Regions from separate parts of the Homo sapiens genome. Here region 2 is linked to region 1. Evidence: chromatin contacts called from ENCODE Hi-C data. All regions are on one chromosome and are shown on one strand. Each heading gives the region's core, a stretch centred on a gene start or an enhancer-like site at or near the end of the contact. The rest is flanking DNA. Distances are from core to core; before and after follow the strand shown. Region 1 overlaps LOC105370777 (a long non-coding RNA gene). Region 2 holds the start of FAM98B (family with sequence similarity 98 member B).

Evidence for each region. Hi-C counts contacts between places; a loop is a spot of excess contacts on that map. Pooled maps may share reads with other maps.
Region 2: a pooled map shows a loop between it and region 1 (5-fold over the local background). The contact joins the promoter of FAM98B here to the enhancer-like site in region 1. A Hi-C loop is called at or near these places in 6 of 50 pooled maps.

The regions. Positions count from the first base shown.
Region 1 is chr15:39,408,245-39,414,546 of GRCh38, reverse strand. The region is part of intron 1 of LOC105370777 (a long non-coding RNA gene); the gene reads left to right. Among named protein-coding and RNA genes, the nearest start is that of LINC02915, 160 kb to the right of the region's middle. Within about 2 kb of position 2,791, at least 3 of the 41 ENCODE cell types and tissues checked have a DNase peak (open chromatin) inside an H3K27ac peak, as active enhancers do.
Region 2 is chr15:38,450,977-38,457,278 of GRCh38, reverse strand. FAM98B (family with sequence similarity 98 member B) reads right to left here and starts at 3,152. Exons shown (of 8, transcript NM_173611.4): 1 at 3,047-3,152. The coding sequence starts at 3,117. RefSeq lists enhancers at 2,735-2,834, 2,895-3,004.

The sequences.
Region 1 (6,302 bases), core at 1,542-4,041:
ACATGCCTTATTGCTTTCCACTTTCTCTCCAAAGCCATCACAAAGCCTGAGTCTTTACTGGTGCCCAATAAATAATTACTAGAAGCTTGATGAATTCAAAGACATTTAAAAACTGTCACAGAAGCCGCTCGCAGCATACAAAACCTCTGAGTCATTTAAGCTGTGTGACATGGGGCAAGTTCCTTAAATTTTCCAAGCCTCAATTTCCTAATGTGAACACGGAATAATAATCATACCTGTGTTTTAGGGCTCTCTTAAGAATTAAATGAGATAATGCATGTAACGGGCTTAGCAAGGTGAGTGCTAATTAAAATGCTGTTTGTTTCTCTATGTATGCAATTTGTGAAAATATTAGGAATTATATGGAAGGATGACTATAAAGCAGAAAACAACACCTATGATAAAAGATAAAAATGAAGGAATCAGTGTGTCTGGCAAAAAAGATGAGGGAGTATGAATTGCTATACAAAAATATATAGACTTATTCCCCAGAATTGGGGCTCTTCTCCATCTTCACTGAATACGGGCTACAAGAAAATTTTGACAAACTGCAGCACATTAGATAAAAATTAGCTGTAAAGTTGAATTTCCACTAGGGCCCCAAGTTTACTGTTGTCTCCCAGTCAATTCTCTCTATTCTTAAATATTGTCATTATAATTTGGTTATGTTTAGCCTGCACTTTGTGTTGCAACAGGTTTGTGATGTGTCACTAGAAGCTGAAGTCAGTGTTTCAGGGCAGTATATTAGTTTCTACTCAGGCACAACTAGCAACACATCCTGTCTTTGCGTGTTTTCTGTTTCATGTGCTCTCCAGATGAGCAATTAACATTTAAATGCTCATTTTGGTGTTCTTTTTAAAAATGAGGAACTGTCAGACATTGAAACATACTTGTGACATGATTCTTAGAAGTAATTGAAAATTGAGATGGGTGAACTGTTGCCTAGGACTTGAATTTCTACAGGCCAAGCCTTATTTGTGTATTTACTTAATATGTAATATATGTATTTTTGTATTTACATATTTACTTAATATTTCTATTATACTCTATGTGTATTCATTTAAATATTTAGACATATAAGCATTGTTCATTAAGCACCTTCTAGGAAGAAGTGATACATGATTCAGAGAAGAGCTAAAGATGTTTCCAGTTCCAGGGAACTTTGATAGGAGAGTTGTGAGTTTACATCACAGATAAATCCTCATTTGATCAACAAGTATTCGTTAGCACTTGCTATATTCCACTCTTCGAAGGTACTGGCCATATAACCTTGAACAAACAAGAGTTTTACTTTCTTAGAGCCTGTAGTACGTAATTCCAGATAATGGTGATAAATGTCATAAGAGAGGACTAGCAAAGCACTCAGTAAATTTAGAAAGCAAGGAGCACATCCATCCAGGAAGCTTTCAAGGAGAAGATGGGCCTTAAAGTAAAGGCAGGGGTCTGCCAGCTAAAGAAAGGGTCTAAGGCTTCCAGGTAGAAGAGGGGCAAGGATGATGTCCAAGGGTTTGAACTCATAAACAATGTCTAGGTATAGGGGATTGCAAATCATCTATTAAAGAGTCAATCGAAAAAACAAAACAAAACAAAACTACACAACCACAAAGGAGTGGAGCGAAGCCTGCAGAACAGGATTCCTTAGCCTCAGCAGTACTGAGACTGGTCAATTCTTTGTGGCAGGGGGCTGTCTCATGCATTGTAGGATATTTAGCAGCATCTCTGCTCTTTATTTATTAGATACTGCCAATACCACTAGCATACCTGGAGTCATGACAAAAATGTACCCTGGATGCAGGCACAATGCACCTCCCCTTCCTCTTAGGGACCACCACAATAGAGTGGGCCCAGACTGTGAGGATCCTTAACTATCACAGTGAGGAGTACTGATTATAACTGGATGTAAAGGGTCCACCAATATCAGCTGAAGGATTATACTGTTAGCTTTGTGCATCAGATTGGAGTTTGAAGATATTGAAAGGGCGAGGGGAGATATTTGATGGAGAACTATTAATAAGAGATTAACCAGGTAGTGAGAGAAAGGACAAAAAGAAATAAGATGGTAGAAATTATATTATTAATCTGCCTTTGCCACTTGTTTCCAGGTCTTTTGCATCTCTTGTTAGGTTGTTTTATTCTTCTGATTGTTGAAGTGCTCAAAGCCTAAACTTGCTCTTTGAGGGGCGTTATAAAACTTCAGATCATTTATTTGTCATAGATGAAATAGGTTCCTCAAAAGATAGTTCTCTCTGGGGGAAGTGAAGGATGTGAGAAAACTTGTAATAATCTGGGTTGACTTTGGATTGTGGAAAGTTGAAATGCAAGAGACTTAGCTCCTTTCAGTGCTCCCTCGAGATAGTTTCATGCTGGCAAGAACTGAAATGATATACTCAAAGATTAGAGAAATAGCTAAGCCTTCAGCAAGTTTATAGAGGAAAGAACACATTCATCCAGGAAATTTTCAAGGAAAAGATTTGATATTTATGCAATTTTATAGACAACTTGGGAAGGGCAACTTAATGAAGCCCACATTTATCAGTAGTATGTGGGGTGTGTGTGTGAGAGAGAGAATGAGAGAAAGTGTGAGTTTGTGTGTGTGATTCCTTCCTCCTACCTTACCATCAGTGCTTGAGCTTACTCTGCATGCCTCTTGAGGATTCTCACTCTTAGTGTGGTCATAGACAGGAAATGGAAACCTGGTGGTTTCCAAGCCCATCGCTTTTGCTGATACACTGTGGGATGTTGGGCAAACCATTTCACCTCCCTGTGCCTCTGCTTTAGGTCATTGAGAATGAGGAAGCAAGATTCCATCAAACATTTAACTTTCAAAATCAGCTGTGGTCCAAGAGGTTGAGTGTCCTGGCTAATTGGCTTCCTCTTAGTTAATCTCCCATTTCTATGTTATGATCAAACTTTGATTGTGGTAGAGTCAATGGCTGCTCTGTGTCTGTGGTTTTAACGCAAGTCTGATCTTGAGTCTGGGTATGTGCATAGGTCTAAATCTTAGCCTGTAATAAGCCCTCTCCAAATCCTTCCTGAGGCTCTGGGCTAAATATGTCCTGGAAGTGAGAAGCAAGGTACAAGATGCCAGGGCAAAAAGAAAACACCACCTGAATAATCTAGTAGGTAGAGCCAGCTTTTAAAGATAAGTTTGCCTCCCTGCTCAGACAATTGATCTCTGCACTCAAAAGCAAATAAGTCTGTCTTACCCATTGTTTTCTTTTTTTGTTTTAACTCGAAATATGTCAGTGAAGTACTTCCTAGGTCTGGGAAACTGGGCAGTTGCAGAAAACAAAGTTCCCCTTGCCAGGGAGGTTACATTCAAGTGTAACCTGGGAGGAGACAGAAAATAGAGAAATACGTTTTTTCAAGGGGTTAAAAATGATAAAAAATAAGATAGAGGAGTCAGGATGATAGTGAGATTTTAATCTTTTAGGTAGGGTGGCCAAGGGGAGCATTTCTGAAAAGGTGGTATTTAAGCAGCCATCTGAATGCAGTGCGGAAAGGAATGCCACAGCCGTTTTTTGGGGGAGCACCCCAGGCACAGGGGAGCAGCAAGTTAAAGGTCGTGAGGAGAAGTGAGCCTGGAGTGTCAGAGCACAGAAAGCCTTTGCTTGAGGTTTAAACTGTCCAGGAATAGGCTGAGGAAGACCCGGTGGTGCTGGGATACAAGAAGAGGCGTTCAATTATTCTGTTGTATCTTTCCGGTTTTATCACTTCCAACTCAGAAGTGTGCGACAATACTATTTGCCCTATAGTTTACTAGAAAAAGCTAGATTGTACTTCTGGATAAATCAACCATCTTGAAAGGAGAAATCTGCAGGGAAGAACTTGAATGAGGTAGCTTTGCACCTACTGGAATGGGAGCCAATACAAATGGATTGTGCGATTGGGGTCGGAGCACTGGGGCCTAAAAGATACTTGAGAATCGTAGTTACTATCTATGATAGCTCCAGGGCACTGTGAGGCTTTGGAGTGTCCTCTTAACCTAGGGACTCCAGAGAAGGTTAGCAATAATTAACACATGGCTCCAAATCCATGATATTTCATTTCCTTCCAGATGGGGTACTGTGTTTTCATTTATTGCCATTCCTCATTGCAGAGAGCACAGCAATAGGAAAATCATGTGCACGTAGTCAATATTTATTGAACATGTTGTAACTGAGTCATAGACCTAGGAATCTGGTGATACTGGGAAAATCTTGGAGGAGCTTCAGGTCCTGGCCCCTGCTGATGAAAGTATAAGTTTCTTCAAGACCAATATGGAAAACATCTTCTAAGCTCATATCAGGATGGACTTAGCAGTCATAAACCAATCACTTGCCATAAACCAGTCAGAGATATTATTCTGAAGAAAATTTGTTGCTAGAGTTGTTGTAGTCACAGGATTCTAGTGTCATATTAACAATGACTTTTTGATGACCATATCCATAAGACATCCATATACTTGCCAAAATTGAGAAACACATTAGAGAACATAGCTTGTGCCATTTGCGTAGGCTGTGAGATCTCACTAAAGTATTCTAGATAACATTCATTGGAGTTGAGTATCTCTATTTCACATTTACCTATCTTTTTTGGAAAAATCTCAAGGAGATTCCACAAAGTCACTTGCAGATGTTTAAGGAAATACTGGCTCTTCTTTATTTCCCTTAATTCCTCTTGCTATCATCATTGTTGTTATGATTCCTGCTACTATTATTTAGAGTTTTTATTGCTTGTAGTGACCTTTTCTGTATTTTCCTTCCAGATATGTTACTGAATATCCTACGCCATGGGATAGGTTAGTAGATTTCTAGTTTTGTTTCGAAGGAGAATTAATGATTCAAGTTTTATTTATAGGGATAATAGTCCATAGATACTTGATGATACTGTTATCCCACTGTCTTGCAAAAGTAACGATGCATTTATTTGCTATTGTTTGAAATATCTTACTTGCTTTGTGATTTGGGGCATATTTCTTAGCATCTTTAAACCTCATTTTCATCATATGTAAAATGAGGGAAAATTAATAGTAACCATGTTAAAGGTTGTTCTTAAAATTACCTGAGATTTTATGTATATTTATCATTTTATCTATCTGTCTATCTACTTATCCATCCATCCACCCACCCACCCATCCATCCATCCACCCACCCATCCATCCAACCACCCATCCATCCACCCACCCATCCATCCACCCACCCATCCATCCAACCACCCAGCTACCCACCCACCCACCCACCCATCCACCCATCCACCCACCCACCCACTCATCCACCCATCCACCTACCCATCCACCCATCCACCTACCCATCCACCTACCCACCTACCCATCCACCCATCCACCTACCCATCCATCCATCCATCCATCCATCCATCCATCCATCCATCCATCCATCCATCTTACCAAGCCCTGTGTCTGGCAGAAGTTGGGTTCAGTAAGAAAGAACTGGAATCATTAGCTATGATAATAAACAGAGCTGGGAAAAAATAGAAGGTAACTTTAAGATACAGCATGACTACATTAATAAGCTCACTACTTCGTATAAATTCAAAGAGCTCCTAGGTAGACTAAGTTCTTCAGAAATAGGACTCATTTCCATTTGTTTGGACCAGTGTAGATTCAGTGATTTAAACATTTTTTTCCTTCTAAACAGTCCTCACATCTGATATCCCAGTTACATATTTGTCCTTTTTTAGCATTATCATCCAAGGTATTTAATTTTTAAAAACTATACATAAGAAAAGATGATCTCTACAACCATGATTAGATGATCACTTGGATAATCTAAGGGCTGCCCAACTATGAGACTTTATAAGTCTCAACCCTTATGTAGTACCATTAGTTGGTATATTCAATCATAGCAATTATTATACCCATTTTATAGAAAAGCACACTGAGATGTAAAGAGGTAAAGTAATACCTCACAGTGCAAGTTTGAATATTTCTTAAGTGATATTCATACTGAAGTTTACCTGATAACAACATCATTTTCTTAAATACAATACTGCCCATGCCAGTGGAAATTATAAAACCCTCAAAAACTCTCAAACAGTTCAAAATAGCAATATAATCTTAAGTCACAAAATGATAGGGATTTAGAATAACATAACATATTTCATATAATACCTGGAGATAAGGATGTGGCGTTGCATAGAGGTAGACAAACCAAATAATATCAAGATTTTTCAATAATGTTGTCTTTTATTACTTTAGGAACAAATTGACAACCACAAATTACAGGCTAAGAAGAATAAGCAGTTCATTTTAGCATTGTCATTTAATAAAACTAACAATTTTGTCACATTAAAATATACGTTAC
Region 2 (6,302 bases), core at 1,903-4,402, 960 kb after region 1:
TTGAGAAGCCAAGGCAGGAGATCATTTGAGGCCAGGAGTTCAAGACTAGCCCGGGTATCATAACAAGACCCTGTATCTAAAAAATTTTTTAAAATAAAGAGAAATGAATCCTTGAATTTTAATATCCAATCAATCACTAAGTTCAGTAATGTAGTTCTTCCCATATCCACTGCCACTAAGCAACCATCATTTCTTTCACAGACTATTAACTAAATTCTCCAATCTATTTTCCATCTTGCTGACAGATGTAACTTTCAAACTAGACATCTAACCACTCCCTTTTTATTTAAAATTATTCGATCACATCCCATTGCTGTTATGATCAAGAATAAAATCCACAACACAGACTAAAAGGGGCTGCATGCCCTGATTTTCACCTAACTCTTGAATCCAATTTCCCACCACTCTGCCCCTCACACTCTGCCTTCCAACCACATTAGCCTCCTTCCAGTTCTTCTAATACAGCAAGCTCCTTCACATTTCAAAGTCTTCACATTTTCTTCTCACTGTAAGGATATCTTTGTCCCCCTTTTTCATCCATCCAACCTTAACTACTTAATTTCTATTCACCCTTCTTATTTCAACTCAAATGTCACTTCCTCAGGAATCTATCACTAACCCCTAAGACTTCTTAGATCCTCCTGTTACATCACCCTGTTCTTTTCCTTTGACACATTTATTATAGTTTATAATTGTTTTTGTGATCATGTCTGTTTCTCCACTAGATTATAAACTCCACAAGGGTAGGAACCAAGTCTATTTTGCTCACCACTGACTCCTCAGAACGAGGTCCAATATACAGTGTGTTCAATAAATATTTAAAGGAAACTTCTCTCCATAGTAGTGTTTCTCAACTGAGTCTGTGAATCTTTTTAAAAATATGCAGGTCTGTACTGTACCTCTGAAGATTATGATTCGGTCAGTCTATGGTATATACTAGACTGGAACAGTTTTTCACAAGTTCCACACGACTCTGATGTACTTCCAGTGTTGAGATCTACTATTCCACAAAATCAGAGACTATCAGAACTGAAAGAGACTTCTAAAATCATCTGCTCCAGCCCTCTCTTTTCACAGATGAGAAAACTGACTGACTCCTAGCCTATCCTGTTTTCACCTGTATCACTAAATTGTCCTTTCACATAGATTTTTCCCTTCAAATGCCTCCCATTAATTTATTTTACATGACAAACTGAAGTACCTTTGCTGATATCCTCAATACCTTACAACAGAAAATGCATTATTCACTATCTACATGGATATTTGAAAACACAGTGTTCCATTACAACACATATTGTAAATAACTACTTTTTTCACATCGTATTATCATAGGAGAATTCAAACTTCAAAATGTTGCCCTCATAGTTATTCCAGGAAAAACTAATTTTGGAGTGTGTAAACTGTTTTACTTTCCATGTTGAATAATCTGACTAATTTTCCTTGATAAAAATCAAGATTATAGCAATGAATTTTCTAAAACACTTATAATATGAACAATAAGTTCAAGAAATGAAGAAAGAAGAAAAGCACTGCCTTTTCCTTTTTCATAAACCATTTATGAGTTCCCAATATTCTTACCTGAAGTACTTGGGAGCTCAAACTGTTTGGAGCCTAAATAATTCTACTAAGTATTTTCAGTTCTTGTTTTGGTTCCTTCTTAACCAAGTTAAGTGAGAACTTCCAAGGGACTTCACAGAAGTAAAAATGCCCCCTAAATAATCAATGGCACTGTTCTTTCGTTTGACAAATATGTATTCACGATCTACTAAGTGCAAGACTCCGTAACCCTGGGTCACTGCAAAGTAGGTATTATCAGGGTTCAACTAAAGAAACAATTGATAGAGGGGCAAATGCAGTTTTAGAGAAGATAAAGTGGGGTGTGGGATTGGTTCAAGCTTCATAATAACGCTGCAAAGGCACAGCTTCCCCTATCAAGAAACAGCAGCACGTAGCAGGGCAAACAAATGTGCAGATGGCTCCAAGCTCTTTATTTAATGTGCACTGTATGACTCAACTATCTGGTCCTATGCTTACTGCTGTGGACTCTTCTCTAAGCTTTTCTTCATTCATTTACTCATTCATTCAACCACTATTTACTGTAAAAGACTCCGTTCTAGTGTGTTGCTGGGAAAACATCGGTGAATAAAATATGCAAAGCATCAGTTTTCCAGGAGCTGACTTGGGGAGGAGGAGGAATAAAACGAGGGAGAAGCAGAGTTCAAGAGACAAATGAATGGGCAGGACATGATAATTTGGGATGGGGACAAGAGCTGTGTGGAAAAAAACAGGATGAGGTTGAGGGGGAGATTACGAACCACCACACTTGTTAAGTATTAACATTACTCCCACCTCCACCCTGAGTTCTCACAGCACTTACCATTCTGCACTGTAAATACCAGCCGGCAGCAGACTTGCAGCCTGCGCGACTATGTAAGCCAAGAGTAATCTGAAAAACTATCCTTTTCCCTTGCCTAGGGGAAATTTACAAACGTAAATATGTGTAAATTAATATACAAGCTAATATACACGTTGACGAACGGACGAAATGGTTGAAAGAACGAACTCGCAATGAACTACAACACTTTCTCCGGTCAAAGTAAAAGCCATTCGCTCCAGAGCCCCAAGTAAGCCACAAGTTGTACATTGTAGGAGACAACAGTCCTCAACAGCAGCTCAGGTTCCAGCACCTCCCTCCGGGCGCCAGAACTACGTCAACACAAATATCACCTGCGGGCGCGAGCTAGCCCAGAAAACCGGTGCTAGAAGGGCCGCTCCGCGCCACCCGGCGGATTCCTGCAACAGAGTTTCGAGGCAAGAAGTTTCGAAGAGGGGGCCACGAACCCCAGCTCTCCGGCCCTGCTCCACCCCCCAAATAGATTTCTCTCCCGCCTCCCGCTTAACTCCGTCGGCGCCGGAGGGATCGAGGCAGGGAAGGAGGCCTACACATGGCCGCCCAGGCCCACAGAGGCCCAAGGGAAGTAGGCTAAGCAGCCAGGCCAAGGAGAGGTTGCGTTTTCAGGGAAAAGGCGTCTCCAAAAGCACTCACCCCAGCGCCTCCAGTGTGTCCAGCACGTCTCCCTCCATCGTCGGTTGGGGACCCGGCTCCGGCCCTCTCATGGTCCTTTGGCCCAGAGCTGTTCGGCGCTCTAAGTAGCCCGCCGGAAACTAGCGTCACCGCGCCAAGGTTCCGGTCCGGGTCTGGCCGGTAACTGCCTGAGAGCACAGCTGAAGAAGGGCGCAAAGGTTCCCAGCCCCGAGGCAATAAACACTTCATAGTGCCTAAAACCGCTGCGTGTAACGATAATAATTTTTTAAAAGAATAGTAGAAATAATAAATAATAGTAATAAAGAGTTCTCTGTGTTGGGACTTTTCTGTGTGTTCAAATAAATTTTAGCAAATATCGTGGTATCGGGTTGATCTCAACCTATCCGATTCCAGACCTTTTTAATAACAGAAATCTGAAATAAAATTATAATTATCTTCAGCTAAAATTAGTAACTAATATCACATGCCTACACATATAATTTTTAAATCAATATACACGACGATGCTTCAACTTGAAGGAAAAAATGAAGTAATTTATAACAAGGTAATATTTTTCTCCTTATGAAATGCGGAAGACCAATGAAGTGATCAGATGCTTGCATCTATCTATGTAGAATCCCCTCAACTGCATATTCAGATGATGTGCTTCATTGCTGACAAAGCATTAGTTGTATAAGCAACAAACATACCGCCAGCAAAGTAAGGTAGTTGATGTGGTTTTCCAAAATTGTGGCGAATTCTCTGTAAAGTTCCAAACAAACAAAACATAATATACCCTCTGTGTACTATCCATGAAGAATTCAATCTCTTATCTAAAGGATTTAAAAAATGTATTTTAGGGTTCATATGTAAAAGGTACTAAGAGTATAAGGTTAGATCATTATTAGCAGGCATGTCACCTACATGAATACTCTAGCAGAACTGTTGGAAATCCTGCATGAAGTATAACTATTGATCCCTTGTATGGACCTGTCCCTTCCATTGCAGACTACATAGCATTCGTAGCCCCAGTCCAATAAAGACCAGTAATGCTCTCGCCTTCCTAATTATGGTTACAAACAAAAAGCATACCCATAAATGTGTAAAACACTCAAAGGTAAGCTGTAGTAGTCCACTCTCATATTGCTATAAAGATATACCTGAGACTGGGTAATTTATAAAGAAAAGGGGTTTAATTGGCTCATGGTTCCACAGGCTGTACACGAAGCATGATGCTGGCATCTGCTCCACTCCTGGGGAGGCCTCAGGAAATGGACAGTTGTGGCAGAAGGGGAAGGGGGAGTGCAGCTATCACGTGGCCGGAGTAAGAGGAAGAGAGAGGGTGCAGGGAGGCAGGGAGGTGCCACACACTTTTTTTTTTTTTTTCAGTCTCGCACTGTCGCCCAGGCTAGAGTGCAGTGGCATGATCTCAGCTCACTGCAAACTCCGCCTCCCGGGTTCACGCGATTCTCCTGCCTCAGCCTCCCGAGTAGCTGGGATTACAGGCGCCCACCACCACACCCGGCTAATTTTTGTATTTTTAGTAGAGACGGGGTTTCACCAGGTTGGTCAGGCTGGTCTCGAACTCCTGACCTCGTGATCTGCCACACACTTTTAAAAAACCAGATCTCATGATAAACTCACTCACTATACAGTGCCAAGGCAGGAATGGTGTCAAACCATTCAAGAGAACTCTGCCCTCATGATCCAATCACCTCCCACCAGGTCCCTCCTCCAACATTGGGGATTATAATTTAACATGAGATTTGGGCACAGACACAGATCCTAACCATATCATAAACTCAACCATACATTTGTATAATGACTATTATTACTGTATATTTTAGTGTTGTACAAGGCTTAAGCGTAAAATTACTTGCAGTTTAATGTATCTGAATTCATCTCCAAATAAGGGAGAGGAGAATGTATATTAGTGGTTACTGCCTCTTGTCAGAGTTGGGGTGTCATAGAAGGTACTAGTCTTAGTACTCTTGGCAAAAAGTCTCTGTAAAAATCAAATAGAAATGAGGTAACTGTTCTTTATTATTATTGATCTTAAGTGTTCTGCTGCTGGTTTTCCTAAAAAATCTAAATAAATGAATAACAAAAGTTATGCACAGAAAAAGAACTAAAAACAAACAAAAAAGCATGACTGGCCTAGCATGGTGGCTCGCATCTGTAATCCCAGCACTTTGGGAGGCTGAGGTGGGAGGATCACTTGAGTCCAGGAGTTTGAGACCAGCCTGGGCAGCAAAGTGAGACCATATCTCTACAACAAATTTAAAAATTAGTCAGGTATGGTGGTATGCACTTGTAGTCCTAGCTATTGAGGAAGCTAGGGCAGGACGATCAGGATTGCTTGAGCCCAGGAGGCCGAGGCTGCAGTGAGCTGTAATCAAGCCACTGCACTCCAGCCTGGGCAACAGAGTGAGACCCTATCTCAAAAGAAAAAAAAAAGCATGACAGATATTTGAAAAAACTGAAAAGGTCTAACATAGTAAATGGAATAATTGGACTCCAACAAGACCCTTGAAAAAATGAGACAGAAGCAAGAAGAGACTCTGCTAAAAATTTCCTGACAAAACACTGATCCAAGAGCACTGTTAATGTCAACCAGGACGTATACAAAGAAATTCACAATTTAGGAAAATTTTTGTAAAAATGCTGAAAACAAAAGATAGAAGGAAAAGCTTAAAAGCAGCTGGAGAAAAAAATCAAACTTTAACAATAATATAAGCTGACTTCTCAAAAGAAACAATGGAAGCAAGAAAATCATGAAACAACATCTTTCATATGCTTTAAATAATGACAAATCCAGAATTTTACACAGTGGAAATATCCTTAAGAAATGAAGGCAAAATAAAGATGTTTTCAGATAAACAAAACTCATGTAAATTGTTTCCAGCAGACCCATGTCAAAAGAAATATTAAAGAGGGTTCTTCGGGTTAAAAAAATGATGCCAGATGAAAAAAAAATGATGCCAGATGAAATCCCAATGGTGCAAAAAATAATGAAGAGTATCACTGGAAATGGTAAATATGTAAGTGAAACTAGATATATATTGACTATTCAAAACAGTAATAGTAATGACTTCTGAAATGTAAAATATAGAGAGAATTCAGGGGGTGAGGTGCTGACAAAGAGTTTAAAAACAATAATGTTCTTCCATTATCCAGGCAGTGGTAAAATAATGAATTTATGGTAGCAAATCAAGATTGCATATTGCCATCATTTAGGTAATCACTAACAGAATTATGAAATAGTATATAACTAACA